Regions from separate parts of the Homo sapiens genome. Here region 1 is linked to region 2. Evidence: read pairs that join two places in POLR2A ChIA-PET (ENCODE). Cell type or tissue: Panc1. All regions are shown on one strand. Links, peaks and the distances in the headings refer to the core of each region. The heading gives the core; the rest is flanking DNA.

What was found. ChIA-PET counts read pairs that join two places held together with the same protein. Peaks named below come from ENCODE experiments on the same cell type or tissue, not always from the same donor. Only the 100,000 strongest peaks of a DNase experiment are listed, where the experiment ranks them.
Region 1: POLR2A ChIA-PET joins it to region 2 with 8 read pairs; 2 of 35 experiments call an interaction of 5 or more read pairs at or near these places.

What each region holds. Positions count from the first base shown.
Region 1 is chr1:157,923,298-157,938,704 of GRCh38, forward strand. It overlaps LOC105371458 (a long non-coding RNA gene), which reads left to right and starts at 2,670. Exons shown (of 4, transcript NR_135760.1): 1 at 2,670-2,747; 2 at 6,234-6,494. It also overlaps the pseudogene LOC100996284. In Panc1, for the core only: no CTCF peak of the experiment used is centred there; a DNase peak (open chromatin) is centred at 8,985.
Region 2 is chr1:158,048,602-158,064,008 of GRCh38, forward strand. The region is part of intron 1 of KIRREL1 (kirre like nephrin family adhesion molecule 1); the gene reads left to right. Among named protein-coding and RNA genes, the nearest start is that of KIRREL1-IT1, 31 kb to the left of the region's middle. RefSeq lists an enhancer at 7,188-7,762. In Panc1, for the core only: no CTCF peak of the experiment used is centred there; no DNase peak of the experiment used is centred there.

The DNA.
Region 1 (15,407 bases), core at 5,911-10,910, 130 kb before region 2:
TATGCACAATTGTGCCTTCCACTAGGGAATGAGCCTATAAGTAAATGTCAAAAGTTAAAGGCCACCTATCCAGGCAATTATAGTCAAATCCTTGTTCCAGACTCAGTAATAACTGGTGCCAGCATTTCTTATCTATCTCTAGCCCTGTCGTTATTATCAATTTGATTACAAAAATCTTATTCCTCAAATATTTCCTAAATCAAACTGATTGCATCTTCCTCATCTTCACTGAAAATCTTGCCCAGTCTCAATATAAAGGAAGAGAACATTTGGCCTCCAAGAGGGCTTAGCACTGCTTTCTCGTTATCAATACTTATGGCTCCCACTGTCCACACCTACTTTCTATTCTAATGGTAGAACTTTCAAAGTGGTTAAAAGGTGTAGAACAGTTGTCTTTAAACTTATCTGATCACTTGTGCTATTGAGAACAAAAATTTTGAGCATGTACCTCCAATGTATTATACAGACACTGATACAAATCCTACATTGAAATGTTGTGAATGTGCTAAAATATACACAAAACAGAAAACTTTTAAGGTTAAAAAGTGTTTAATATAATCTGGAAGTTCTCAATGCCTTCTCCCCACTTCCTTATGGATCCCATTTTGAGGACTGTGGATGTAGATCTGGTGAGAGGATGGCCTCTCTTCTGAGACAGGACCCTGGGAGCTACCCCTCCTCCATGGTCTCATGGCTAGAGGGATAGGCTGGGAAGACAATCTAAACAACTTTCATGCCCTTTTTCTGTATTCCATTCTTCCCCCATGTATGACACTGTCTTTCATTACACTGAAGTTAATGATTGAAGGTTCAGGCCTTGGGGTTAGGCTTTTTAGCAGAATGACAAACATTTTTCCAAAGGCTTAAATGCCAGGTCTGAACCCAAGCTGTTATTCTCAGTTCTGGAATAACCCCTTTGATACTCATAAATATCTGGAGAGGAGAAGATTTAAGGAATGTTTACAGCTGTACATGACACTGTTCAGAGCAGTTTAACATTTAGTCCTAGTAGCAACCCTATGATACAGTACTACAAATAGCACCTGTAAAGTAGGTAGTATTATTATCTCCATTTTACAGATGAGGAAAGAGAAAGCATCGAGCTGTTAAGTGGCTTGCCCAAGGTAACTCAACACATAGAGCTGGAATATGAACCTGGTCACTCAGGCTCCAGGGTATGTGCTTTTAACCACCTTGCTACACTTCCAATCTCAACTGTGCCAGTGAAGAGTGGTACCAATAATAGCTACCATTTACTGAACCTCTCCAAAGTGAGGGGTACTTGTATCGCATTTCATCTCCATGAGAACTCTGTAAGGTAGACATGATTATTCACATTTTATACTTGAGAAAACTGAGAACCAGAAATAGCAATTGATTTAGCAAGATTGAGATCCAGAGATAGTAACTGAGTCCATCCCCCTAACCCATGCTCTTCCTACCACTCCTGCTGCCCATGTACATCTGGAGATCAGGAGATGATGAGATTTCTGTGGGCTGCGGTCATTCCAGAGGGCAAAAGAATGTGGAGGAAGTGCAGGGTAGGATTGTTATGGAGCATCAAACAGCAAGGTGGTCCTGTGTAATGTTCCTCAGCGTGCTCTCTCGCTATTAAAAACACTCAGGCAAGTGAGGTGGACCCTCTACCCAAACATTTAGTTCCACCAACCCCACTTGCCTTAATGCCCAGCAGGTGATACTGGCTTCCATCCAGCCCTGCCCTCCTTCACAGCTGGCCCCTCCCTGTGGTCTCATTTTTACATAGGGATCCCTGTGTCTGGGGTGCTCCTGGAGACCCAGCCCTCAGGGGGCCAGGCGGTTGAAGGGGAGACGCTGGTCCTTGTCTGCTCCGTGGCTGAAGGCACAGGGGAAACCACGTTCTCCTGGCACCGAAAGGACACGCAGGAGAGTCTGGGGAGGAAAACTCAGCCTTCCCCAAGAGCAGAGTCGGAGCCCCCTGCCATCAGGTAGAGCCATGCAGGAGGATACTACTGTACAGCAGACAACAGCTACGGCCCCGTTCAGAGCACGCTGCTGAATGTCACTGTGAGAGGTGAGCGGCATGGTCTGAATCTGCTAGCCGGCGGCTCCCTGCTGGGGTCAGTTTCCTTCTGTAGCAGCGAGGATGCTCCAAGGTGACGACAAGAAACAGGGCGTGAGGAGGGTAAGAGGCCCTATGGGCACTGTAGTCTTGTGATGGGGGAGGTGGTGGCAGCGGCAGCGGTGGCAGAGAGCTAGAGGAGGGTGAGAAGGTGGACGCGGGGCCATGTATCCCGAGCTCTTCACCAGAGCCCAGCACAGCTCTGCCGGAAGCACCCCTGCAGGGTTAGACCAGCAGGTGCGAGGTGCGACGTGGGAAAGAGTCCAGGGCCGGCGGGGTGCTATGAGGCGAGGACTTCCTGAGCCGAGGACCGGGTGGGTTGTGAGTTGCGACCAGCCTCGCTGACGGACCCTACTACCTCTTTCAGTTCCAGTGTCGCGTCTTCTCCTCAGCTTCATTGCTCCTGGCGCCCTGGCCTTCATTGGCCATGTGGTGGAGCTTCACTGCGAAGACAGGAGAGCGTCTGCACCCATTCTGTTTTGGTGTTACCATGAAAATGTGACTCTGGGGAAAGCCTCAGCACCTTCTGGAGGAGGAGCGTCCTTCAACCTCTCCGTCGCCGCAGAGCATTCTGGGAACTACTCCTGTGAGGCCGACAATGGCTGGGGATCCCAGCGCAGTGAGGTGGTGGCACTCACGGTCACAGGTGGGACATGGCAAACAGCTCCTTCCAGAGAGCTTGTTGCAATTATACCAAGCAATGGCTGGTGCTTCCTTTCCTTCGGAAATTTCTGCTCCTCGAGGAATCAGAGTTCCTCTAGAAAGCGCCTTAATGCTCCAGGGCTCTCCCTGTAATTGGGTTTTTTGTTTGTTTGTTTTGTTTTTTGTTTCGGCTTTTGTTTGTTTGTTTTGAGGCGGAGTCTCGCTCTGTCGCCCAGGCTGGAGTGCAATGGGGCAATCTCGGCTCACTGCAGCCTCTGCCTCCCGGGTTCAAGCTATTCTCCTGCCTCAGCCTCTGGAGTGGCTGGGATTACAGGCACCCACCATTATTCCCAGCTAATTTTTGTATTTTTAGTAGAGACTGGGTTTCGTCATGTTGGCCAGGCTGGTCTCAAACTCCTGATCTCAGGTGATCCACTAGCCTTGGCCTCCCAAAAGTGCTGGGATTACAGGCGTGAGCCACCGCGCCAGGCCTTGTGTAATTGATCTTAACAGCAGCATTGCTGGCGAACCCCTGGTCTCTCCTGTTCCCTTTCACTGAACTAGTAAAACGTGTGAAATAGATACTGGGTATTGGGCACTGTGCTAGGGTCAAGTCAGCGTTGGGAGTCAGGTCGGTAAGGCAAGAAGAAAGGAGGAAGACTTCCCTGAGAAAAATAAGGAAGTATCTTGCACATGCAGAGCTCCAGGGAGGGAGGAGGTACAACTAACCCTTGTAAATACAAGTAGAAAAACCGTGAACAGACTAGATTCTGGGATTTAAAATTTTACTAGAATTATCTCACTTAATCTCCATAACAACTCTCATTTGACAAATGAGGAAATAAAATTTAGATTAAGTAACTTGCCCAAGTTTACATAGCAAATAGGTACAAAGATGGAACTTTAGGCCAGGGCTGCCTGAATCAAGAAACTGTGCTCTTAGCCACAAAGTTAATATATTATGACCGTTCTGTACATTTTTTTCTTCAATCCATTATTGTGGAGAACTGCATTAATAGATGTCCTAATACGGAACAATCCTTGAATTTCCCCTATAAACCCTTCTTAGTCATTGCAGGTAGTAACTACATAACACTTGCTAATATTTTATTTTAAATTTTAGCATTTTGTTTATAAGTGAGTTTTCTTTTCTAAATTCTACTCATCTGGTTTAGGTTTCAGGGATAGGTTAGCCTCATAAGAATAATTTCAGAAGTTTCCATAGTTTCTGTGCTCTGCAACAATTGAAAACAATATTGGAATTATCTGCTACTTAGTCTTTGGAACTAGCCCAAAAACTTTCTGAGCCTGGTGTATTTTTCTCTCCATTGTCAGATCTTTTTTTATTCACTTTTTTCAAATTTTTCACCCTTTTAAAACACAATTTGAATTCTTTCACTCAAAAAGTTGGGCATTTTCTCTAGATTTTCAAATTTGTCACATAATGTTGACCATAGTATTATTTTCTTCTTCTTTTCCTCCTCCTCCTCCTCCTTCTTTTGACGGAGTCGCTCTGTAACCCAGGCTGGAGTGCAGTGGCACAATCTCGGCTCACTACAACCTCCACCTCCTGGGTTCAAGCAGTTCTCCTACCTCAGCCTCCCAAGTAGCTGGGACTACAGGCATGCACCACCACACCCAGCTAATTTTTGTATTTTTAGTAGAGATGGGGTTTCACCATGTTGGTCAGGCTGGTCTGGAACTCCTGAACTCAAGTGATCCACCCGCCTCGGCCTCCAAAAGTGCTAAGATTACAGGCGTGAGCCACCACACCCAGTCAACCACAGTATTTTCATCTAATTTTTTAAAGCCCTCTAGTTTGTGATTGTGTCCTTCTCATTTCTAACTTGTTTGTGTGGTCTCTTTTCTCTTACCAGATTTGCCAGAGGTTCAGCTGTTACATTGCTCTTTTCAAATACCTAGATTTATTTTTATTGTACAAATAGAAAATTGTTTTATCATTCAAATATATTTGGTTTTGGTTTTCTAATTCATTTATTTCTCCTTTACTTTCAGTATATTCTTCCTTCTTTTTATTTTAAGTTTATTTTATGTTGCCTTTTCTTTAATTTCTTACCTGAAATGCTTATTCATTTTTTATCTTTGTTTTCTAATGAATACATTTAAAACTGTATGTTTTCCTCTAAGTACACTTTCACATTATCCTAAAAGTTTTAATGAATATTTTCATTTGTTTAATATCTAAAGTGTGTGTATAATATATGTTTTCATTTGTTTTTCAACCTGGCAAATTATTATAACTATTATAAAATAATTTCTTATGAATAGATTTTTTTCATCCTTTATTTTCTTAGTTTCTCATAAAGTTCTTTGTTATCCTTGTATTTAACATTTTTTCAAAGTGGCCTGTATAAGTTTTACTTTTTGGGAACTTAGTAAGAATTTCTTTATGGTCTAACATATAGTCAATTTATATAAATATTCTATACAGAAAGTGAAAAGAATATGAATTTTCTGTTAGAGGTACACAGTATATATTTTTCTATAAAATTAAGCCAGTTGCTTGATTTATTCATTCTCTGTAGAGTCTTACATATGTCCTGTTTAATCTATTAATTTTTGAGAATAATATTCCCATTATTGTCTATAATTCTGTTAAGTCTACCTTTTCCCAGGGGCTTTGCTGTGATCATAGTAATTGTGTGAGATGGGGCATTTTGGTTGCAAATGACAGAAGTCCCATACAAACTGGCTTGAGGGAAAAAAAAAAGCAAAGTTGGTGAGAGGGGTCAAGAATGGACAAGGCTTTGTGTGCAAGTGGATGCAAGGTCTCTGTCTTTGTTGTCCACCTTCTTTCCTCTGCTTTCTGCCATTAGCTTCATTCTTAGACAGGCAGAGCTGGCCACTGATAACTCTAGGCTTACATCTCTCCTTTCTGCTAGAGATCCTAGAGAAAAGAGTTTCTTTCCAATGACTGTAGCTTAAAACCATAAAAACAAGACAGGCAGATGTTAGAGATTAACCAGTCCGTGTAAATGTGTCCATCCAACTCCTACCACCCCCTTCCCCAGAGAAAATGGGCCTGCCATTGGTGAAGTCATCAGTGTCATACAGAGCAGTTTTTAAAAGGAAAATGCATAACTCAGTTGACCTTAGGCCTTTCCTACTCTAGGCCTCAGTCTCTATCTCTAGGAAAGATCTAATTCTAGCCTTCTCTGTTTCTAAGCTTTTTTGAGCTTGTGAGAACCAAACCATAAGTCTCTATGTCCCCACGTCCCTTTATCGTCAGAGTGGAAGCAAGGGCTCCTTTTTAGGTATCATTGAGTGGGGGGCATTGGTGGGGCGAGATGCTCGTAAAATGGTGATTGGGATAGGGCAGATCTGAAGCTCTGTACTTCCTTATTTTTGCAAGTACCCTAAGCCCACATCACACAACATCACCAACACCAACATCAAACAACCTCTCTTAACACTGGGAGCTGCTTTAAGAGTAAGTTCCTGAGTGTGCTCTTACCTCTTCTGTTTGCAGAGCCCCCGACCAAAGTCCGTTTGATTAATGGTCCTCACCACTGCAAAGGAAGAGTGGAAGTGGAACAGGAAGGTCACTGAGGTACCGTGTGTGATGACAGCTGGGACATGAAGGATGTGGCCGTGGTGTGCCAGGAGCTGGGCTGTTGAGCAGCCAAGCACACACCTGCTGGCATGTTGTATTCAAGAGTGGCAGAAGAGGCCCAACCTGTGTTCATTCAGGTTGCCCTGTGCCATAGGACAGAAGAGGCACTGGCTGAATGTGAGCAAATTGAGACCTTTGACTGTGGGCATGAGGAGGATGCAGGAGCAGTGTGTGGTGTTGGGTAATGGCAGGGCTTGGGGAGTGGTATTTGTGGGCTAGCCCATCTCCAAGATCCTTCCTTGTGCTGCCACTTCCAATTCTCCTTACTACTCACCATTGCCCCCTCCTTCTTCAGAACCACTCAACCACTCTACGCAAAAATGTGCTCAATGCAACACCATTACTTCACTTAAGCTGGTCCAGAGTTAAAGGGCTCTCCTATAATCTATGCTAATATTATTAGACTTTATCTGTCATCTCAAAAGACAAAACACTGGTATTTTTTGTGACTGTGGGTTGAGGCATAATGCTAGGAAAATAATTATAAAATCATAGAATTATACAATTTGAGTGATTTTCATCAAGATCACACTGCTTATATTGTTCTATAATCTCTTCAGCTTTTCTCAGCTCTCTCCCCTAAACAACTCTGCTCATCAAAATGAATCTCTGGATTCTAATAGGGACTAGGAGGAGTTGGAAGAACACAGAGTCTGTCAAGAAAGCCAGGCCACAAGCTGTAAAAGACAGAGCTACCTAAGGGTAGAGGTAAAATGAAGAAATTCTGGGACCACTGCAGGTTCCAAAGCCTCCATAGAGCCTTGACTGGAGTGGAAGCCAGTAAGATTGACTGCTCTCTCTAGCTGCAGCCCCAGCCCCAGGCTCCCATGGAGCCCTCCAGTCCCATGGGCCAGAGCTAATGAGTGGCCTTTCAGAGGTCCTTGGTGAGAAGAAAAGTCTTTAAAACACTAGGCCAATGCTGAGCTTTAGGACCTAGTAAGAACCTGTGACTTGTTCAAGGAAATTGACTCAGTACTGGGCACTAGCAAGGATCCAAGATTTGGAGTCAACTGTTCAGAGCTAGAGGTTTACCTCCCTGACTAGCCAGCCATGTAGGTAGCAAACTTTTCCAAAGCTTATTATCTTTGTCAGAAAAGTGGGATACCATCTAGCCAAATTTCCTCACAGAGTAGGACAAGATCAAGCAAAACACACTCATAAAGACCTCTTGTGGAGCAAAGTCTGGGAAGAAGTCCCTGGGCTGCTTTGGGATGGTCCGGATGAGGGGATCCAGTCTGAGGCTTGGGGCCAGGATCCATCCTTAATCTGGGCCTCTCTTCTCCTGGGAGATCTTATAAGCTTGCCTGAACAGTACTTTACTGGGTCTCCCCACCTTACCACCTCTCCCCCTTTTCTCTATAGCATTCTTGCTTAATACTCTTTGAAGATCTGGAGACTGGGGATCAGCAGGCCCATATCCTCACTGGCCTCACAGGCCTGGAGAGCACCACAACCCCAGATGGACTTTAAGACTTTACTTGTGGCTCCCCCATCCCCTCTGCAGGACTGTAAACACCACTCTCCTGAGCCAGTCTCAGCCCCACCTGCATTAAGGGAAAAACCCAACTCCCAAAGAAGCTGAGCTTAGTGAAATTGTCCCCCACATTGGCATCTTGGCCAAGCAGGCTTTTCTAGTCTTTTCCAGAAGTGCCTGGCTGGGAATCTCAGTTACTGTCTCCTTGGCAGCCTGAGATGGAACAAGCAAGAAATAACCTGAAATGGGCCCTACATCTGGTAGAAATGTGGACATATAAAACAGACAAAATTAAAGAAAATATGGGTATTTAATCTCCTTTCTTTTTTTTTTTTTTTTTTTTTTTGAGACGGAGTCTCGCTATGTTGCCCAGGCTGGAGTGCAGTGTCGCAATCTTGGCTCACTGCAAGCTCCGCCTCCTGGGTTCACACCATTCTCCTGCCTCAGCCTCCTGAGTAGCTGGGACTACAGGCGCCCACCACCACGCCTGGCTAACTTTTTTGTATTTTTAGTAGAGACAGGGTTTCACCATGTTAGCCAGGATGGTCTCGATCTCCTGACCTTGTGATCCACCTGCCTCGGCCTCCCAAAGTGCTGGGATTACAGGAGTGAGCCGCCATGCCCGGCCTTAATCTCCTTTCTTAATGGCTTGGAAATAAACTAGGTTTTAAAAAAGTTATTTTTTCAATTTTTTAAAAATTACAATGGTAAAACACATTGGAAAAAAAGTGGTATAGAAGAAAGAAAATAAAAGTCAGCCAAAATTCTAACACTCAGAAGTAACTGCTGTTAATGTTCTGAAACTTCCTGAAGGTCATATAAGGAATAAAAATAACACTTATATATTCTTCAGTAAAATAATATATAAGCATATATTAACACATATATTTGAATTTATTGTACCATAATCTATATATTATTTTAGTGTTTATTCAATTTAACAATGCAACATTAGCAGACATTCCATAGATATAGAAAATACATACCACATGCACATATATGTATATATGTATGTATGTGTATTTACAAAACTTCCCTCTCAAGAAGATAAATATTGATTCAAAAAGGCCCTTTACTAGCTTTGGGAGTGCAGACTTAAGGGAAGGTAGAAGCCACATGCTTCATGATGCAACACACTCTATGAGTCATCAAAACTCATTTACTGTTTAATCAGAGGTACATGTTGAATTTTTAAAACATCTTCCCAGTGTTATTTTTGTTTCCTTTTAACAATATGGTGGATTACATTAACATCTCCTAATAATAAATAATTGTTTCAACCCTACCTGGCTGTGATGTATATTAACATCCTGCTGAATTCTCTTTGGTAGTATCTTATATAAGACTTTTACACAGATATTTATTTATTTATTATACTTTAAGTTCTAGGGTACATGTGCACAACATGCAGGTTTGTTACGTATGTATACATGTGCCATGTTGGTGTGCTGCACCCATTAACTCATCATTTACATTAGGTTACACAGATATTTATAATGAGGATTTGTCTGTAGCCTTTCATTCTTTCTTTGAAAAACTTTGATATCAATGCTATATTGATTTCTTATTATGTTAAAAGAGTTCTTTATGCTTAAAAACAATTTGAATGCTACTAAATTTTATCAATTCCCTTGAAGATTTTTAAAAAGTTACCATGAGGCTGGCAGCGGTGGCTCACGTCTGTAATCCCAGCATATTGGGAGGCCGAGGTAGGCAGATCACTTCAGATCAGGCATTTGAGACCAGCCTGGCCAACATGGTGAAACCCTGTCTCTACTAAAAATACAAAAATTAGCTGAGTGTGGTGGTGGGTGCCTATAATCCCAGCTACTTGGGAAGCTGAGGCAGGAGAATTGCTTGAACCCAGGAGGCGGAGGTTGCAGTGAGCCAAGATTGCTCCACTGCACTCCAGCCTGGGTGACAGAGTGAGACTCTGTCTCAAAAAAAAAAAAAAAGTTAGTATGGAATCATCTGCCCTGATATGTTTAGAGGTGTGGCTCCCTAACAGTGCTTCAATTTTTTTCATGACTATTATTCTTTTTATTTAACTGTCTCTTCTTACATAAAATTTAGTAATTTATATTTTTCTAGAAAAGTATCCATTCAATGTAGGTGTTCAGATGTATATTTATTCATTGCCACTCCTTTCTTGATTAGGCTATTCAGTGGCATATCAATATGCTTTTCATGGAAAAGCTTTTGAGTTTATTCATATTCCTTATTGTGAGGGTTTTTTTTATTTTACTCATAATGTCTGCCTTCATCTGAATTATTTTGTTCATATTTTTGTAAGTTCTTAAGATTAATACTGGGTTCATTTATTTCCATTTTTTCTTGGTACTCATTCCAACTGTTTCATTAATTTTCCTGAGAACATATTTTAGTCATATCCTTCAGGTTTGGATATGTAGTGTTTTGGTTATTACTATTTTCAGTCTGCAACATCAATTTTATTTTCTTCTTTGATCTCAAAGTTGATTTAAAGGGTATTTTTTATTTTTTATTTTATTTGGTTTTTTTTCTTAACTTTTATTTTAAGTTCAGGGGTATATGTGCAGGTTTGTTATATAGGTAAACTTGTGTCATGGGTGTTTATTGTACAGATTATTTTGTTAGCCAGGTATTAAGTATTATTACCCAGGTATTAAATATTATTTTTCCTGATCCTTATAGAGGGATTTTTTTTTAATTACCTGGTGATAATCTTTTCCCCTAATTTTGTGATTTAAAAAATTCATTGCATTTGTGATTTTTAAACATTTTCTTTGTGACCTAAAATATGGTTAGTTTTTGTAGGTGTTCCATGAGTAGTTAAAAGAAAGTGAATTCTCGGCTGGGCGCAGTGGCTCATGCCTGTAATCCCAGCACTTGGGGAGGCCAAGGCGGGTGGATCACGAGATCAGGAGATCGAGACCATCCTGGCTAATGCAGTGAAAACCCGTCTCTACTAAAAATACAAAAAATTAGCCGGGTGTGGTGGCGGGCACCTATAGTCCCAGCTACTTAGGAGGCTGAGGCAGGAGGCTGAACCTGGGAGGCGGAGCCTGCAGTGAGCTGAGATGGCGCCACTGCACTCCAGCCTGGGCGACAGAGGGAGACTCCGTCTCAAAAAAAAAAAAAAGAAAAGTGAATTCTCTGTTGCTAGGATCTATTGTTCAATATGTATCTATTAGGAACTTATTAATCATATCACTCAAATCATATGCTTCCTTATTTTTTATCCACTGGATCTTCTAGGTCTACGGGTGTCATTTGTTATTATCATTGTGCTCAAGTTTGTTTCTGTTTTTATTTCTGTTTCCTCCAGTCTATGTGTCGGTTATTTTGATGCCAAGATATTCAATTTCAAAGATTTTTGAGGCCTAGAGACTTCTCATATATTTTAACCTCCTCCACTTTCATTTGGTGCTTTTTGCCTTGATATGACTTTGTCCTTTTTTTTTTTTTTTTTTTTAGAGACAGAGTCTCGCTCTGTCACCCAGGCTGGAGAGTGCAGTGGTGTGAACTCGGCTCACTGAAACCTCTGCCTCCTGGGTTCAAGAAATCCTCCCAAGTCAGCCTAGGATTACAGGTATGCACCACCACACCTGGCTAATTTTTTTTTTTTTTTTTTTTTTAGAGATGGGGTTTCACCATGCTGGCCAGGCTGGTCTCAAACTCCTGTTCTCAGGTGATCAGCCTGCCCCAGCCTTCCAAAGTGCTAGAATTACAGGCATGAGCCACCACACTCAGCCTTCCATTCTTTTACTTTTAACTTTCCTGAGTCACTTTCTTTAAGATATGCCCCTTACACGTAATGTAGAGTTGAGTTTTGGTTTTGTACTGAATATAAAATTATTTTATTTTATTAAGCGTGCTTGCCTTTTTATGCTGTGTTATCTGTTCTCTTCTTAATGCTTCGTTTGTTTTTTGTTTGTTTTGTTTTGTTTTACTTACTCTTCATTTTGTAACCTCAGACATAGAGTTAATCCCTCAGTTCATGGCTCACTCACTTTATTGGTCCATATGAATTTTCGCTCTAGTTTATTTATTTCCTTGTGTCTTTACTTACTATTTCCATTTCCCAGCCTCCCAATAACTTCATGATGATACACATACATGTATCATTTTCCTTGAGACTTTTTAATTTACATATGTTATTGGGCATTTTTCTCTTGGCACTATGTTTTGACCCATCTATTTTGTTATGTGTACATCTAGCCCATTGCTCCTAACTTCTGCAAGTTGTTCCACCATGCTTCCCTTATCTAATCCCAGTGAAGGATATCTAGATTGTCCCCAACTTGTTACTACTACAAACACTGACACCTGCTTTTTCATGTCACACCATAGACCTGTGTGAGAATATCTCTGGATATATACCTGAGAGAGTGATTGATGGAAGAAGTAATGCCAAGTGGTCCCCAAAGTTACTAGTGCCCCCAACAGGGCAAGAACATTCCCTAACCCCACATCCCACTCAACCCTTTAGTGTTCTAACTTTACCAATCAGATGAGGATAAAGAGAGATCTCAGAGATCTAATTGGTGTTTTATTTCCATTTTTCTAATTATCAATAGGCATAAGCATCTTTGCATGTGCTTGTTAGCCTTTTGAGTTTCCTCTTCTATGAAATAACCATTTTGTGCCCTTTGCCCATTTTGTTAATATAATTTCTGGTTTTTCCTATTTGGTATATAGGAGCTACTGCTTTTTCTATATAAGTTTCTTGCTTGTTTTAGGCTTTGCAAACATTACCTCCTACTCTACCATCAGTCAACTTTGTCCATAGTGTCTTTTATTGAGCAGATTTAAAAAAAAAAAAATTAAGCTATAGGCCGGGTGCGGTGGCTCACACCTGTAATCCCAGCACTTTGGGAGGCCGAGGTGGGTGGATCACGAAGTCAGGAGTTCAAGACCATCCTGGCCAATCTGATGAAACCCCGTCTCTACTAAAAATACAAAAATTAGCCGGGCGTGGTGGCTCACACCTGTAGTCCCAGCTACTCAGGAGGCTGAGGCAGGAGAATCACTTGAACCCGGGAGGTCGAGATTGCAGTGAGCTGAGATCGTGCCACTGCACTCCAGCCTGGTGACAGAATGAGACTCCGTCTCAAAAAAAAAAAAAAAATTAAACTATAGAACTCATCCAATTTTTGCTTTTAACATATGTTTTTAGAGTTTTGTTTAGTCCCTCTTGACTCCAAAATCGCAAAACTTCCCTTAATTTTATAGTTTTACTTTTTATGCATTGGATCTTTTGGAGTCCAACTTTACATTTGATATTAGGTATAAGTCCAAATTGTTTTCCCTTAGAGTAATCTAGCACCATGTACTAAATAGGCCAGGTCATGCACTCCCCATTATTTTGTGATGTCAACCTTAAGTGTGTGTGTGTGTGTGTGTGTGCACCCAAGGTCTATGATCTCTCTACTCTGTTCCACTGATTTATTTATTTGATCTTGCACATACATTGTACTGACTTAATTGCCCTGGACTTCTGATCTACCTTAATATCTGATAATATAAAACCACTCTTTGTTCTTTTTTATCAAAGTTAACCTGGACTTTCATAGATTTTTATTATTCTATAAAATTTTAGAGTAAGTATATTAAATGGCTAAAAAAAATCCAGGTGAACTTTTTATTGGGATTTTATTACATTTATAGATTAATTTGAAAGAACACAGGGAGAAATTCCTATCACATCCTCCATTCAACTCACTTATTTGGTTTGTGCAAATGACAGGTGTATTTTGAAGAACAGCAATTGCAGTGGCTGCTCCAGATGTGGTTTTGTTTGACAGAGCAAATCATCTTGCTACTAGCACTCACCATGCAGCTTTTGACCTGGAAAATGCCTTTTTTTTAACCTCAATTCCTGTTAATTGAGACCACCAGAAGCATTTACAATACACTTTATTGTCCTAACTTTGAGCTATATCAGCTTTTCAGCCCTCTGTCATAGAATCACAAAGACCTTGATCAGTTTCTCTTCTTCATAGGACATCACACACTCATCCATTAGATCAATGGCATCATACTGATTAGACCAATTGAGCACAAAGCAGCAACTCTAGACATCTGGGTAGGAAATATACATGCCAGAAGGTGGTAAATAAATCCCATTTTGGTGAAATTTCTAGTGGTCCAGGGTTCTTAGACATGTCAAAACATATTTCCCAGGGTGAAGGACACGTTTTGTAGCAAAGCCATGTCCACCTTTGTAGATATCTAGTCTCCTTTTGAAAACTTAACTTCTGACTTGCTACTAAGTCCTAATAGAGACTGAACCCTTGACCATGGGCCACAAAGTTGCATGTGACCTTAGCTGCCTATCATGAAGTGGTGTTATTTGACTTAGTAAACCAACATGTTGGCATGCACAGAAGCACTCCATTATTGTCCCCTGTGGCAAAGAGCAGAGCAAGGGCAAGGTGGAAAATGGATCTGAGGGCAAAGAAGCCCAGGGTCAATGCAACAAGCAAAGAATTTCTCTCCCCTAAATAAAAGAGAATATGTTGGGACAGTGAGGAATGAGAGGGGTGATGGAATAAAGAATCTGTTTCAAATAGAATTCAAGTGAGTTTTACTAGAGAATGCAGATTAATACCTGAAGAACCCTGCATATTTGCCTTTTTCTCCAAGTAAAAGAGGAAACTCAAGTTAAGAAAAACCCCACTTCTGAATGAAGAATGAGCTTGGAGAGGGAAAAGCATAAGTTTCCATGGGAGTTGTGGCATCCCATGAAAAGTGGTCAGGCAGATGGGTCTCCAGACAGAGAAGTGGTCAGGCAAATGGTTCCTGTGGCTAATGTGGAAGCAGAACATCTTCAGGCACATTGAGGGCTGTGCCTTCTTCTCCTATAGACTCAAATTAGAGGAACTTGAAAAAAGTGAACAGATTGATCTCAAGGCCACACAGTCTATCTCTGATGGAGACACCGCAGCTCTGTGATACCTGGAGGCTCGGGTAAGGAGGAAAAGTTATGAACTACTCTGACTTCCTTAAGATGAAAGAAAGAGTTTTTATTTTAGTAAAAAAAAAAAAAAAAAAAAAAAACCTCAGGCTTTGACAAGTCAATCACAGACCCTAGTGACAAACTCAAGTACCACTGCAGGACATCTCAAAATCTCAAAAACTTCTAAACAATGAGGCTCAAAGCTTAGGGCAAGGCTAACTCTCTTCATGGGCCTGGGCTGGAAGAGGGAGTGGACTGGTTTATAGAGAAAGAGGTGCTGACAAGAGAAATCTCTTTGATTAGCACTCTCCCAGATTAGTCTCCTAAAGAGATATGTGAGCCATGGGTCGTTGTGTCCCACGGGCTGTATGGCCCATGTTCTAGTGCTGAGGACACAATGCAATTCTTACCAGAAATTTGAGCTCATTGCCCTGGGAAATGTGTTTGAATCTTCTCTAGAACTTATTCAACCTTCTGTCCCAAAAGCCAGATACTAGTATCCCATGGAGGAGAGCTCAGGGACCAAATTCTTCCAGATATGAGAGACTCAGCTTCATTTTGGCTTATTTAGAAATGGCAGAGCTCTTAGAGCAAAGCTGATGCAAGTCCAAGAGCT
Region 2 (15,407 bases), core at 10,250-15,249:
TGGGACACAGGGAGGTGAAGTGAAACACCTACGAAGGAAAAGGGAACGCATACTTTTGCACACATACAAAAATAGCATAAAACATACAAGTCAGCGGTTCAAGGCAGGCCATTAACAACTGAAGTTGAGCACCTGTTACAGTAAATACATGTCTGGATGCTGCAGCAGGAGTGAAGTAAAGTCCTTGCCCTCCAGCTGAGGGGAAATTGCGAGAGTAGGAAATAGGATGACATTGACCGAGAGAGTGTAAAGTATTTAAAGTGTTTGAACAATAACAAGCAGTCCAATTTGGTAGGAGTTGAGCTCACTTCTGAGAGAGAATTGAAAGGTAAGGTGGAGATGCTAAGGGAGGTAGTACAAACTGAGCTCAGAGAGTCCAGAGAAGCAGTCAGGTGGGGCTTATCGGGAAAGGCTTTCTGGAAGAGGGAGCATTTGGGTTGCACTAAAGAAGAAAAACTTGCATTTGCAAGTGTGGAGACAGAACGAATAAGGTATTTGTAGAAGGTGGTGTGGGAAGTAGAAAATGAGGCAATTAACTTTTGGATTCAGTTCAATTCTGCAAATGTAAGTTGAGTGTTTACTAGGAGCCAGACATCCTTGGTCAGTATAAAAATGAATTTAAAAAGTAGTGCCTATCTTCAAGGAGCTTATAGTTCAGAGCTTCACAGAGTTAGAGGATGCACAAGTACTATGGGAATTCAGGCAGGGCCCTTGGCTCAGACTGAGGGTTTAAGGGAGGTTCTGGGGCCCTAAGCTGGAACTGTGTCTTGATGGATGGAGAGGAGTGAGTCAAGTGACGGGAGCACAGGAGCATCCTGAGGGGGTGCACCCGCACTGAGAGGATGGTTTGGCGTGTGCACACGCCTCTGAGAGTCTGGGATTTCTAGAAGGTAAAGTGCACGTTGACCAGGGTCTAACCGAATTTGAACTTCATCTGAAGTCAATGGAGAGCCATTGAAAGGTTTTTCATAGGGCAATGTTATCATTAGATTTGTGTTTCAGAAAGATCATTCTGGCAACTTTGTTGGGAATGGACTTAAGAGAAGCAGGCTGGTGACAGGGGAAGCAATTAGGAAGTTATTGCAGTAGTCCAGGGGAGTGAGGATAAAGACCTTAAGCAAAGCGACAGGGTGGAGAGGAAGGGATAGAATCCAGACCTATTTAGGAGGGATATTTAGTGGTGCCTGCTATGAGGTAGGAGAAGAAAGTCTGGGATGAGCCCCAGGTTTAAATGAGGGTAGGGAGGTAGTGGGGTCGGTGAGCAGAAAGACTACAGAAATGCAGCTGAAAAGACCCGTATTACAGCAACCATGGACCCTCAGTGAATTGGGGAGGGTCATCAGAGCCAGAATCCACAAGTTTTGTGGACTGAGCTGGTCTTCAAGTGATGGTGAGCAATTCCTGGAAATCCCTGGATGAGGACCAAGGACTTGGCAGTTTTTCAGGTTTAAAGTAAAAAATCAGTGTCTGGAAGTGGAGACTGGAGGAGAGAGGTGTGTGTGTGTGCACATGCCTGTGAGATGTGGTTAGAGATTATCTACAACATTTGGCGAGGAATTTCTGGGTTCCAGGGACTACAGCACTTCTGAAGTCCCAGGTGGCAGTACTGCCTCACCCCGACAGCCTCCTAGCGTGAACATAGACTCAATCCAATTCTCCCCATCCCAGAGTTCTGCAGGGGGTTAAGGAAATTTCCTTGACTCCTTGATTTAATCCAATCCTCTTATTTCACAGATGAAATACCTGAGGCCCAGAGAGGTGAAGTGAATTCCCCAAGGTCACACAGCTGGTCAACAGTAAAGCCAGAATTGTAACTCTGGTCTCTGTGGACTTATAATGAGGTGCTATTTTCACTCCCCCCTTTCCTCCCATTCACTATAAACATCCCTCGAACATTAAACATTGGAAATTTCCTTGACCCCTTGCAGAACTGTGGGATGGGGGAATTAGAATGTGCCCATTAAAGCCAGAAGCCACTTGTTTAAGGGACCACTGAGCACTGCAGTACAATGTGTTCAGTGTTCCAGGGACCTTAACCATGAATGGGAACTGGGGAGGAAAATGGGGAGTGGAGATGGCACCTGATTAGAAGTCCAGAGAGACCACAGAGTTATCCTTCTGGCTTTACTACTGACCAGCTGTGTGACCTCAGGAGATTCACTTCATCTCTCTGGGCCTCAGGTATTTCATCTGTGAAATAAGAGAATTGGATTAAATTATCTCATGTAGATTTCTTCCAGGTCTCAAATTCCATTATTCTGAAAAATGCAGTCAGATATTTGCTCTAAGATTAGTCTATTTGATCCGTCCCGGTCTCACTATCTACACTTTACCAAAATCCTACTTTTTCTGGATTCTTGAAAACTTAAGAGCAGGAAGTTCTTCTTCATGTCTACCTTCGGTTTCTCCTGCTTCAGCATAAACCTTACTGGGGAGAAAAGACATCTGTCCACTGTTGCTCAGAACGAAGTTCCCCTCCTCATACTTCAGTGCTGGCTGCATTGAATCAACTGTTCTGATGGTGGACGTGGTGCATGGAGGCCGAGAAGCACATGGGCAGCCCAGTGTAGTTGCAAGGTTTGCTCACACTCAGTGCATACTCGGTGCCTTCCCCTGTCCCCTTGCCTTTGTGCCTGTGCTTATGCTGTTCCCTGGAAGATCTTCCTTTCCTTCCTGTGGTCTTTCCTGAAGCAAGGGCAGATACAAGAACCCTGACTCCCAGATCCTACTTCTAGTTCTATCATCTATAATGACAGATGATCAGTTATTCTTATTAGTGGTTCATGGTCACACAATGAACACCTATAGACGACAGAAGTGGCATTATTGAAATAATAACAGTGGCTAATATTTTAAAATACTTGCTACATATATATTTCATTTAGTCAACACTACCAGTAACCAGCATGTAGCCGCATCAACATCAACACTAGAGTAACTCACTATATTTAACTTCTTGTTTCCTCCTTTTTGTAGAGACATAGTGAATGGATACCTGCTCTCTTCTCCCTTCCACTCTCTTCCTTCTTCCAATTTAATTCCCCTCTCTTGCTTACTCTTTTCCTGGGAAAAATGCAAGAGTAATTTTTCTAAAATCTTCTCTTCAGTGGGTCCCCATCATCTACAAGATGAAGTTCATACTCCTTGGAATGACCTTGGATGGCCACCAGGCCACTTGCCATTGACTTCTGCCTCCCCATCACCACACCCTTCTTCTCCAGGATTCCTGTAAATGCCTTCACCTCCTCTTTGGTTACCCAAACTGAAAATGACCTCCCTTCCTCTCAGCTTCCACCTTCTCCTAATCATTAAATCCTGTTGATTCTACCCCTTCATTTATTTCATACCTATTCCATTTCTCTTTATCCACTGTCTTAGTTTTATATCCTTATAATTTTTCTCCAGGAGCAGTACAGCAGCTCCCTGCTGTACCTACCCTCCCTCTAACTACTGGCAGAGTGTTCTGCCTTATCACTTCTCTTAACTACTCTGATAAAATCCAAACTCCTGATCCAGCATATAAAACTCTACATGATCTGGCCCCAACCTACCTCCCTTACCCCATCTCTCTTCCCTCTCTTCTCTTGAACTCTAGTTAATCAGAACCAGTTGCATATGCAGCAGTCCACAAACATACATGGCCCCTGAGCCCTTGCTAACATTTATCTCCTGCCTGGAGGAACTGTCCCGCTCCCAGCCAACCCACCCAACATTCCCCTTACCTGCTTGGTGAACACCTATTATATTTCAAATCTTAGTCTAAGTGATATCTCCTCTATGAAGACTACCTGACCACCAAGCTTCCTTACTTTTATCATTGTACCTTGTATTAGTCCATTTTGTGTTGCTATAAAGGAATACTGGAGGCTGGATAATTTATAAAGAAAAGAGATTTATACAGGGCGCGGTGGCTCACGCCTGTAATCCCAGCACTTTGGGAGGCCAAGGCAGGTGGATCACGACGTCAGGAGATCGAGACCATCCTGGCTAACACACTGAAACCCCATCTCTACTAAAAATACAAAAAAAAAAAAAATAGCCGGGCGTGGTGGCGGGTGCCTGTAGTCCCAGCAACTCCAGAGGATAAGGCAGGAGAATGGCATGAACCCGGGAGGCTGAGCTTGCAGTGAGCCGAGATAGCGCCACTGCACTCCAGCCTGGGCGACAGAGCAAGATTCCATTTCAAAAAAAAAGAGAGAGAGATTTATTTGGCTCACGGTTCTGCAGGCACCAATATCCACTCAGCTTCTGGTGAGGCCTCAGGAAGCTTTTACTCATGGCAGAAGGCAGAGAGGGGAGCTGGTGTGTCACATGGCGAGAGAGGGAGCAAGAGAGAGAGGAGGAGGTGCCAGCTCCTTTAAACAACCAGCTCATGTGTGAACTAACAGAGAGAGAACTCACTCATTACCCTGGGGAGGGCACCAAATCATTCATGGAGATCTGCCCCCATTACCCAAACACCTCCCACTAGGCCTACCTCCAACAATGGGGATCACATTTCCACACAAGATTTGGAGGGGACAAACTTCCAAACCATATCACACCTATAACTGCATGTTGTGTTTATGTGTGTAAGTCTGTACTCACCTCTACGTTCCTTGAGAGCAGGAGGCATGTGGGATTCTACTTCCTGTCTCCATCCCCCAGTACAGCACCTGACACACAGTAGGGTGCAGGTGCATTAAATATTGAGTGGGTAAATGAATGAATGACATTCAAGATTTGGCACAATCTGGTCAGAGTCTAGCTGTCCTATCTTTCATAAACAATAAAAATGCAGCATCTTAAGGTTGCCATGCACAAGTAGCTTGCAAGTGTATTTAAGGGGATTATCACTTTTAATCCTTACAACCCTGCCCTTCCACAAATACCCAGTGACTCAGCCACACCAGACTCTTCCCCAGACACACCACAGGCTTCTCTGCTCATGTCCTTTCTGTTCTTTGTGCCCAGAATCCCTTTACTCCCACATTTCCTGGTTTGAGGCTTAATTTTGCCCTTTACAGAGACCCTTTTCAGATTCACCCTCTCCTCTTTTCCCATTGTTGGAATTGATCATTTTCCTCCTAAACACCAGAGCTGATGATTGACCTGAGCCTCATATTTAGCTGAAGCTATTTCATGTAAATTCCTCAAGGACAAGGCTATTCCTTATTAATCCCTTATTCTATGGGACTGAGCATAAACTCTGGCACATAGTAGGTCCCCAATGCTTGTTTGCTAGTTAGAATAGAATGGAATTGAGCTGAATTGATTGTTTAGGTTTCAGAGTTCTTCCAGTTTTTGCTGGAACCACAGGACAGAAGGAATCAAGAAAGTGGTGGGGATGGGCCGTGTGCAGTGGCTCACACCTGTAATCCCAGCACTTTGGGAAGCTGAGGCGGGTGGATCACGAGGTCAGGAGTTCCAGACCAGCCTGACCAACTTGGTGAAACTTCATCTCTACTAAAAATAAAAAAATTAGCCAGGTGTGTGGTGGTGTGTGCCTGTAATCCTAGCTACTCAGGAGGCTGAGGCAGGAGAATTGCTTGAAGCTGGGAGGCGGGGTTTGCAGTGAGCTGAGATCGTGTCACTGCATTCCAGTCTCGGTGACAGAGCAAGACTCCATCTCAAAAAAAAAAAAAAAAAAAAAAAAAGAGAAGAAAAAGAAAGTGGTGGGGATGGGTTGAGACTGAGGGTGGGTGAGGGCAGGACCAAAGGGGAGGCTGCTTAACCATGATGGGATCTCTTTCATAGAAGTTATATAAACAAAATTTCTTGCCAACAAGTTGCCTGTGGATATTTATGGAACCATCATCATTACTATTATTTAATTTTTTATTATCCCAAACAGCATGCTGAGCTTTGAGTAAAGTGCTGATGGCCAACCTATGCCTGTACCAGGAACTTGTAAGGACATTTTCTCAAAATGGTTCTCCAAGCCCTGTCCCTGTCCTCAAATAACTCACACCATCTTGAGATTTGGAAGGCATCTTCCATGTCTTCTGTCCAACCATTCACTTTACAGATGGGGAAACAGGGCCTACAGCTGTGTGCCTCACCCACGGTCTCCCTGGCAGTAAGTGGCAGAGCTGGAGTTCAGATCCAGTTCTGATTTCCAGCTGATACGTTTTGTTGCTCGCTCTACTAAAACCTGCCTCTACCAAATTGTCATTAGAATTCCTCATATTCTATCTCCCTCAATTCTGTTCAATTCAACAAATATTTATTTTATCAAGTACCTACTCCTGCAGAGAGACCTGTGCTGGGGGATGTTGAGACAATAGAGCGACAGGGAAGATGGAAGTTCCTGATCTTGACAAGTTTACTACCTACACTGTGGGTGGAGGTGGGAGGTGACTGGGCGGTGCATTTTTATTGAGCACGGCACCAAGCATCTTCAGACTCATTTCTTTGGGCTTTCTTGCTTCTTCCTTTTTTGGGCCATCCACCATCAATCACCATTTTACCATGGATGAAACTGGGACTTAGTGAGGCTGCACTGGCACCTGATTGACACTAAGCACCTGCACTTGGGACTCTGCTGCCTGCCTTCCCCCTGAATGAATGAGAACAAAGAAGCCTGGGGTTGCCTAGCTTATTCTTGGCCCACCTGAAGAAGGTGGGAGCATGGAAAGAGATTAAACCAAGGAAGGGGAGGCGGCCTCCCCAGAGCTCCTAGAGCCTGACTTTCGCTGTCATGATTAACAGCTGTTTGCATCTTGCCAGCTCCACTTTCTTTGGTCCCTCTGGCCCCCTCCACTCCCTTCTGGTAGAAACACGGGTTAAGTCCTTTACTTTTGCAGCTCTCACCAAGCAGGGGATTTGAGAGAGATCAGCTGGCAGGTGTGGGGGACTCGAATATGGGATATCTTTGTTAAGAAACAGGTGAATTATGTATCAGTAGCCTCAGTTTCCCCAACCTCATGGGCAAGAGTGGCGGCCCCACTTCCTGTGCCCTGGCCGATGTCCAAGTGCCATGTCAGGAATGCCAACATGTCATGAATTTGTGTGCCTTGCAAATGCTTTATTGGCATCTCGTGGTGTTGAAAGTCATGTAATTATGAGCAGAATTTATATGTCGCCAGGGCTGCCTAGGCGCCCTCCCTGCGTCTCCTTCCGGGCACTGCAAATATTGAAGGCTGGCTTAGAAAAGAATCAAACCTACCCACCTTGATATCTATGCACCCTGTAGATAAGGTTTTAATTGAAAATCGGTTCATCTGTTCCCCATGCCTAATTACAAGGTGCCTGCACTGCCAATGGAGCATAAGGACAGGAGTCCAGCACCCTCCAGGAAGGCCTGGGGTTGTGGTCCCACATGGGGACAGCAGTAACTTTGGCAGCTTTACCTCTTCCGCATCTACCACCTGAGGACTTCTGGTTTCTTACCCATGAGCAGGCACTGGTGTTTGCAGGGAGGACACTCCCTCAGCCCCATCCCCCTCCCTCTCTGGCTGGTGCTTCTGCAGTGAGGACAGGATGCAGCTCACTGCCTGCTTCCTCCCTTCTGCCCTGCCAGGGATACACTCCTCGCCCCCCCTCATCCTGCCCTCTCCTTTCCTTTCAGCCCAAATGGGCAAAACCAGTCTCTGTTTGTCAACACCATTCCCTTTCACCTCTGGGCTTGCCTGGAGGCCACTCGCCCTCTTCCAGGGCGCTCTTTCCCCATCCTGCTTTGTACCCTCCTCTCCCGAGAAGCCCCTGCAGTGGTGATGACAGATCTTCTGCCCTTGTGTCTGTCTCCCAAGGACTTGCCTTTCGCGTCAGGCTGGAGCATCCACCACCATCTGCAATTCCTCCTCACAGGGCAGGGCAAGGTTCTGCACCTGGGGAGTGATCAGCAGGGGTCTAGGGGTGAGGGAGCAGGCCAAAGAGCCCCCAAAGGCTGATGCTCATGACCAGGAGAGGCAGGGGTCAGGTTGGCTGTCTTGCCTGGTTGGGGCTTAGGAAAAAGAGGAGCACCCAGCACCTGCCCCAGGTGTGTGCCTATGGCCTTCACCCTCAACCACCTCTCCCTTGGCCCTGGTCACGTGTCACTGCTGTCACATTTGGCTCCAACAATAATTCCCCTGCTTGGAGAGCAGGAGGAAGAAATTCATTTTCCAGCTCCAGCCGGGCGGCTGTGAAATATGATTTCTAAAGTGTTAATAATGCATCACGTTTAGATAGCACTTTACATCTTCCAGAGCAGCTGGCTGGGCGGGGGTGCTGGCAGCCTGGGCTTGGAGCTATGGGGCTCACTCCTGGGTTTCATTTCTGAACTTCTCATGTGGAACATGTGCCTACTCCTTGGTGCCTTAGTTTCTCCTTCTAAAACAGGGAAGGAGTCATTCAGTCTTTGCCTTCTGCCAGGATATGGAGGTGCCATATCCCAGCATCTTTGCCACTCCCATCTCCTTCTTCCAAACCTTCATTTATCTTTTTTTCATCTTCTCCTAGGAGGACCCCAGCATTCCTTCCTTCGTTCATTCATCAAACCCTAATGAAGTGCCTGTTGTGTGCCAGGACCTGAGGTGCAGAGATGTTACTGCCTTTGGGGGCTCTCAGGAGTAGATGGGATAGAGGTGTGAGTCCCTGCCCCCAGCACTGTGGCCTAACACGAAGAGAGCTGAGGGTTGACACCTCCACTCAGCTTTATTTGGGGTTTGGGGACACGTGGGATGGTCTCTGCAGGATGCCAGAGCTTCCAGGAAATCCCAGCCAGCTCTTTCTGTTATCCCAGAAAGGAAGCCCTGCCTTGTCTTTGGTGGTCTGCTCAGAGCCACTAACCCTTTAGGGCCCTTGACTTCCTAAGACCTGGAATCTTTCTCAGTCCTCTCTCCTGTGCCTTCATTTGTGTGCAAGATAAGTACTCCTGTCTTTTAATTTGTCTCCAGGGCTTTTCACAGACATAGAATATTCCTCTCTATTCATGCCACTGAGCTCTTTCCCACCGTCACCTAAAGGCTTGGGAACTGTTTCTCCATTAGTCAGTTCATATCCATAGCCACTGCTTCCAGGAAGGCCTCCTAGGATGATCTGAGGAAAAGAAAAGATGTGTAATATTTTTTTGGGGTCGCCCCAGGTTTCCCGATTGCTCCCACTCAAAAGGCAGTTGCTCTTGAAATGCCAGAGTACCCAGGTACTCCACTCTTTGCAGCAGTTGGTCCCCTGAAAAGTATATGGAAATTCTGCTTTTGTAGGTAAAATAATATTAATTTCCAAGAGACCTGGATTTCTAGTTTCTAGCAGTCCCGGTTCTGCCACCAACTGTCTGCAGTGTCTTTGGACCTCAGTGTCCTTATCTGGAAAACGAGGCCATTGAAAAGGTAGTACCTAGGGGCTTTCTCTAACCTTCTTTGATGACACTGCTACTTCAAACAAATCCTTGGTGAATTATTAGGTAAAGAGAAGAAGCCCTTTGATAAGCATGTAATTGCCTTCCAGTTGATTGATTTCACTGGGTGAGTTGGGGGCTTGCGATTTTCTGGAGGGGAAGCTTGGCTGTGCTCAGTAATGTCCTCATAGATTGCTTGTATCTTCAGCTGCGTCTGTGGCCTGCGGGTCTGGTCCAGAGTGGAAGCTCCCAGAGGGCCAGGCCTCGGGTTCTGTAATTCTGTTGGCACTTTGTCCTGCACCACCACTGACTCAAAGCTTTGTGGTGCCTGGGATGAGGAAGACACTTCCTTCCTGCCCTCAGCCCCTCTGACTCCTCTAACTTCCTAGGAAGACAATTCCTCACCAAGTTTTCCCAACAGGTTGCGCTGCTGCTGCTGTTCAGCTGACACCATAGCTGACGAGTTATTAAAAATCCTTCATTATTATTCTGTGCTGTCTCTCCCTCCTCCCTCCCTGCCCTGCCCCAGGCTTCCAAGGCCCATGGCTGTCACTGAGAAATGCCTGGAGGCCCCTAGCCAAGAGCTGAGGCAAGCTTTTCCACCCCCTCCCTCAAAGTGACCCCCATGGATGTTGGCAGCCAGCCAGAAGCAATGGGTCTCACCCAGGGTTAGGAATTCTGACACCTAGGTTTCTGATCCTGCTTTCTGCAGGTCTCGGGGAGCTAGTGCAGGTACTTTGCAGCTCAAAGGTCTTTATAGCAAGAAATAGTTGGAAGCCAGAGAGGGATTTTCAGTCCCTCGGGGATCTTGGTTAGGGAGACATCTCTTAGGTATGCACATTGCAGACGACATCTGGGACCCGATGCTTCATCCCCTGGGGAGAGAGTGACAGGCCAACTCCATCATCCCATTCCTGAGCTGGGGGTCCAAACCCAGCTCATCCATCACCCATCCTGATAATCAGATTTGGCTGCGGCAAGAACAGAACATAATACTGAGCTCCTCTCCCAGACGCCGCAGCCGACATGTCCTGAGAGATGTGGAGGGCCTTGCTCTTTGGAGATGCAGAGAGGGAGTGGCAGGACCCGGAGGGAGAGATCCCTGCTCCTGAGTTGTGGGGCAGATAGGAAGTGTCTACAGAGCAGTTCCACACCCTACACAGCACCCTTCCCACTGCATGTTTCCCATGGGCACCCAATAGAGCACTCCTGCACCCTGTGTCTGGGCAAGGGATCCCAGGGTCAGCGCTGTGGGTGGGAAGATGTTTTGGTTCTGCCTTCCAAACTGGAGTCCTTTCACTTACTCCCTGTCAGATTTCTCTCTGCAGGAACGTGCCTCTTCAGATCTAACTCATTCTATTGTTGTCTAAAGCATCAAGTCCCTTTTTCCGGAGCCTCACAGCCTTGGCCCAGCCCTCAAACCCACGTTCAGCCCCAGTTTCTAGCACCCAGCCTCTGGGACAAGAATAGGACTGTAGGGGAGAACGCTCTGGGTGTCTGGGTTAGAGACAAGGGTAAGCATCCACAATTAGCTTGAGAATTCAGGGGCCAACATGTCCACCCTGGCTTGGCCTCCAGGTTGAGTTGACACTTTTGTTTGTCTCTACCTTTGTTTGCCTAGATGAATTCTAACTGAGGGCCCTCATCTCTCCAGAGGTGGGGGCAGAAAAAAACTGGGATTAGAGTTAGGCGAAATGAGATTGGGGTTAGGAAAGTGGCCTTTAGGATTAGGGTAGGGAATACTCACCTGGGGTGTGGGATTTACTAGTGCTCAGTATGAGCATCAGGGTAGGCAGGGGTGGGGGCTCAGGCTTGAAGCAGCGATTACTGTTAAGGATAGAGGTAAAGTTTGGCTTATTATGTTCTTATTTATTCAATAAGCACCTATTGATCACTTATGCTGTACCTGGCTCTGAGGGGACTTGAGATGCTGTGCCTCTTCAAGAGCTCATGTTCTAGTTAGGATTTGGGGTTAGAGTGATTGCTAGGATTAGGTATGGATTGGAATTAGTGTTGAGGTGGACATTGGGTTCGGGGTTACTGTTTGGGGTTAGGGTTGAAGTGGGAATACGTTTAGATTATATGTAAACATACAGGTTGGTGTGAGGTTTCTGTGAAAGTTCCTTCCTCCAAGTCTCTGCTCCTTAATTCTCTCCTCCTACTGCTTACCCAACCTTGTCTGTGCTGTCTAAGGCTTCCTGGACTTACTGGAATCCGTTTAATGACAGCGACCATCTGCCACCCCTGCTGGTGATCAGCCCCTTCCCCTTTCCTCTCTGCTCCTCCTTCGCCTTTCCCAGCAGGGAGTCTGCATCCTGCATTCCTGGGCAGGGTTCTGATGACATCTGTCCTCTTTCACAGCTCACATTCTGGGGATCTCTGACCTTTGCCCCTCCTTCTCAATCTCCCTGTCTGTAGCCACCAGGATGAGCCAATTTCACCCATTCCCACCCTCGTTCCCTTCTACTATTGCCCTGCACAGCTTAAGGCCCTCACACTTCTATCTTTCATGCATGGGACCCTTCTGTCTTTAGCTGAGTTCTGCTTATTACTCTCTCTCTCCTCCTTTGCTCCCTTTCCCATGTCCTTCCAGAAGTCCCCTGGTCTCTTACTTCAATCTGCCTGTTCCGCCTCCACTGAGACTTTCTGCTGCGCCTTCCTCCTCCTTTAACTCCCTTATGAGAGGACTCTCGACCCATTCCTCCAACAGCCTCTGCTTGCCTCTTGGGCTGGAGAAATTTCTTTTCATCTCCCCTCATCAGTCATATGGGGCAGATCCCTCAGAATTCCTGCTCTTCCTGGCAGCCCAGCCAGGAGCAAGTGATTTTGTAGGAAGAGTCATTTCCATGCAATACAAGGTATTGAGGAATGCTGGAGTCGGGGCTTGAAGCAGGGAAGTGTCCTTCCGCTCTCATCTTATTCCAGGGTGAAACAGCATGACTCCGGTGCCGTCTCCTAGCCCAGAGTTTAGGGCACATTTAGGGGGTGGCTGGATGAAATACCCAAATTTCAAGAGTGGTTTGGGAAGGAAGTTCCAGAACTACCTGAGCAGAGGTTAAACTGCTCCTGTCCCCACCTTCCATTTCAGAGAATTCTGCCTGTAAACCCACTGAGGGCTGAGTTTCCGGAGGCTTCCCTGTGCCCTGCTCTGTCCTCTACCTCTTCCTTGTTCTTGGAGCCCTCCTGTGCCCCCCTGAGAACCTAACCCCCCATCCATCCATCCATCAGAGGTTTGTGAGCTTGATTGATTCTGATATCAGGAAGCAAAGGCTGCTCGTTGGAATGCATGGCACCCTGTCCCTCTTGCTGGGAGTAAATCGAGAGGGAATATTGCCTGGTCCAGGAAATGAGGTGCTAAATTTGTTGTGAGATAGGTGTCACAAGCAATCAAAACGAGCCTTTCTGCATCCAGCCCTGGACAACTAAATGAGAAATCATTAGGTTATTGCAGAGACCAGGGACAACAGAGGCGGAGGGATGAGAGATCCCCTCCCTATTCCTTGGGGGTGGGCAACACAGGGAGATCAAAAAGGGAAAGGAAGACTCAGAGATGGAGTGAAAGAGTGTGAGAGAAGAGGCAGGCTGCTTTCTCAAGGTTTCTCCTACACCTGGATGTGGGGTATCCTCTTTGCCACAGCTGCATCCAGCTCCTCTCTAGGCAGTTTTGTGTGAAGCTTTAGTGGACACCTTCATCAGTCACATGTTTCTGGCCTCTCCTCTGGCTGGCATCTAGGGTGGTTCTGAGGCTGAGATGTACTGACACAGGACAGAGAGACAAGTGAGCAGAGTTGGGTGCCCCCAGATCAGCAGAATTTGGGGTGAGTAGAAAAGCTGAGACAGGCTCATGTGGGAGGCTGATGAGGGCACAGTTCAGGGTGGCTGGTTTTTGTAGGATGGGAAAGGAAACTGAATATCTCCTTTATAGCCCCTCTGGGAAGACTGCCTGGAGGACGGGGATTTGAAGGTTGCATAGCAGGCTGTGGATGGATGTAGGTCTGCTAGGAGATGGTGGAGTGGCTGGCATGTGGACAAGTAGGTTGCTCTCTCTTTCTGCTAATACTTGCCTCCTTCATGGAAATGAGGGCACAGAGCTGCCCTGGTGTTCACATGCTTTGGGGTCCCAGGAACAGTCATCAGTGTGCATGCCCTAAAGAGAAAGTTTCTCCATGTGCCCACACCACAGACTTGCAATTGGTCACTAAAATCATGTCCCCCACCAATATCCTGTAAATTTCTGAGAGTGGTAAGATGAGTGGTTTTGGCTTCCCTGGCCTCTGCTCTTGGAGCATTTGTTTTCTGCCTGACAAGGAAACTCAGTCAGGCAGAGCAGGGAAGAACAAGGGCTCCAGCGTCATCAACCCTGAAGTTCTACCTCTGGATGCTCCCTCCTCTATGCAAGCCTCTGCCTATTGACTGCTGCCATATTGAGACCTGCTCCTACAGCTCTTAATTATGGAGCCTCCACTCCAGGCTTCCTCAGCTCCCTGCAGCAAATTAACATTCTGTGCCCCCTGTACGTGTAGAATGAACCGAGTTAGATGGATCGATTCAGCAGCCGGTTGGAACTGCTTTTACTTTACGCAGAATTGATCCAGATGACCCCAACCTGGGGATTCTAGGAGCGCCTTTGCAGGAAATATTTTTAATGGAGATTAATTGGAAAACTCTAGCATGTCCTGCTTATGTGCAGAAAGTGCCTCGTTCTCCCTTTTGGTGGCTGTATACCAACACTAGTATGTTGACGTGTGGTAACACACTCACGCTTACCTAGACAGGTGAATGCAAACAAGGACACATGTGTCCCCCCTTGCACGCAGATACAAAACACACTGACATCACCATAGGCAGCCTCTTCCTTTCTGATTCTTCTCAAGCCTGTCCCCAAACATTATCAGGCTGACACACATGGCCCTGTGCAGCTTAGATGTGCCACAGCTTCCACTTTCGTCTTTCTGAATCTGGACCTCTTTCTTTGTCTATGTCCATTCTCTCCATAGCCCAGAAGTTTCTGGAGTGCAGAGCCAGAGAAATGTCCAGAAAGAGAAGGCATTAGATTTTTAAAGATGCCTGATCATGATTCCAATTTATTTATGTGCCTGAAACCCAGCCACTTCCAATTGCTCACTGGACTTTTATGTTTCTGTGTCTTGGCTCATGCTGTTCCCTTTGTGTGAAATACTCTTCTCCCAGTTCTCTGGCTGTCGAAATATTTCTTGTCTTCAAGGCTCAATGCCATTCTGGCCGATAAATGTGCATTTATTGAATACCTACTCTGTGGCAAGCAAGACCACCTATGTCCAACTTACGAGGCTATAGTAAGGGCCCAGAGCTATAAAAGGCTAACATGAGTCTCAGCCCAAGGGAAGACCAGTTTGGAAGTCAGATAAGAAAAAAATGCAATGTATTTGTTCATTCAACAAACATCAATTAAGATATTCATTCAACAAGCATCTATTAAGGCTGTAAGCTCCTGAGTGGAATAAGACCCCCATGTCCATGCCCTCAGGAGTATTCAGATTGCATGGGTTCCCACATCATTGCCCCCCATCAAGTCGGCCCTGATTTCATCTCATCAGCATGGGCTACCACTGCATGACACTGGTAGTCTTTCAGCACTTATTTGTTAACTAATTTGTCTCCCTTGATAGAATGTGATGAGCAGGCAACTTCCCATTTTCCAGCTTGCCCATCCCATCAAGCACACTGTTTGGCTTCCAGGAGAGCTGTGCTCAACATACCAGCCAGGCTGAACTGTTTCTAGGATCCTAAAAGGCCTCACTTTCCCAACTTCACACTGCTGTCTATGCCCTCTGCCTTCCCAGGACAGTTTCTTCTCCCTTCTCTCTCTGCTTACCAGGAAAACTCCTACTCATCCCTCGGATCTTGTCAAAGACATCACTTCCTACAGGATTCGTTCCTGCACCTCAGGTACTTTCCTCCATGTTGCCCCATCATGGCCGCTGTCGCACTGTATGGACTTGGTGCTTGGGTATGTCTACCAGACTTGAAGCTGGATGATGGCAGGACTAGGTCTGTCGTGTTCACCTTTGTATTCCAGGGTCCAGGACAGTGTACAGTATGGTAGGCATTCAATAAGTATTTATTACAT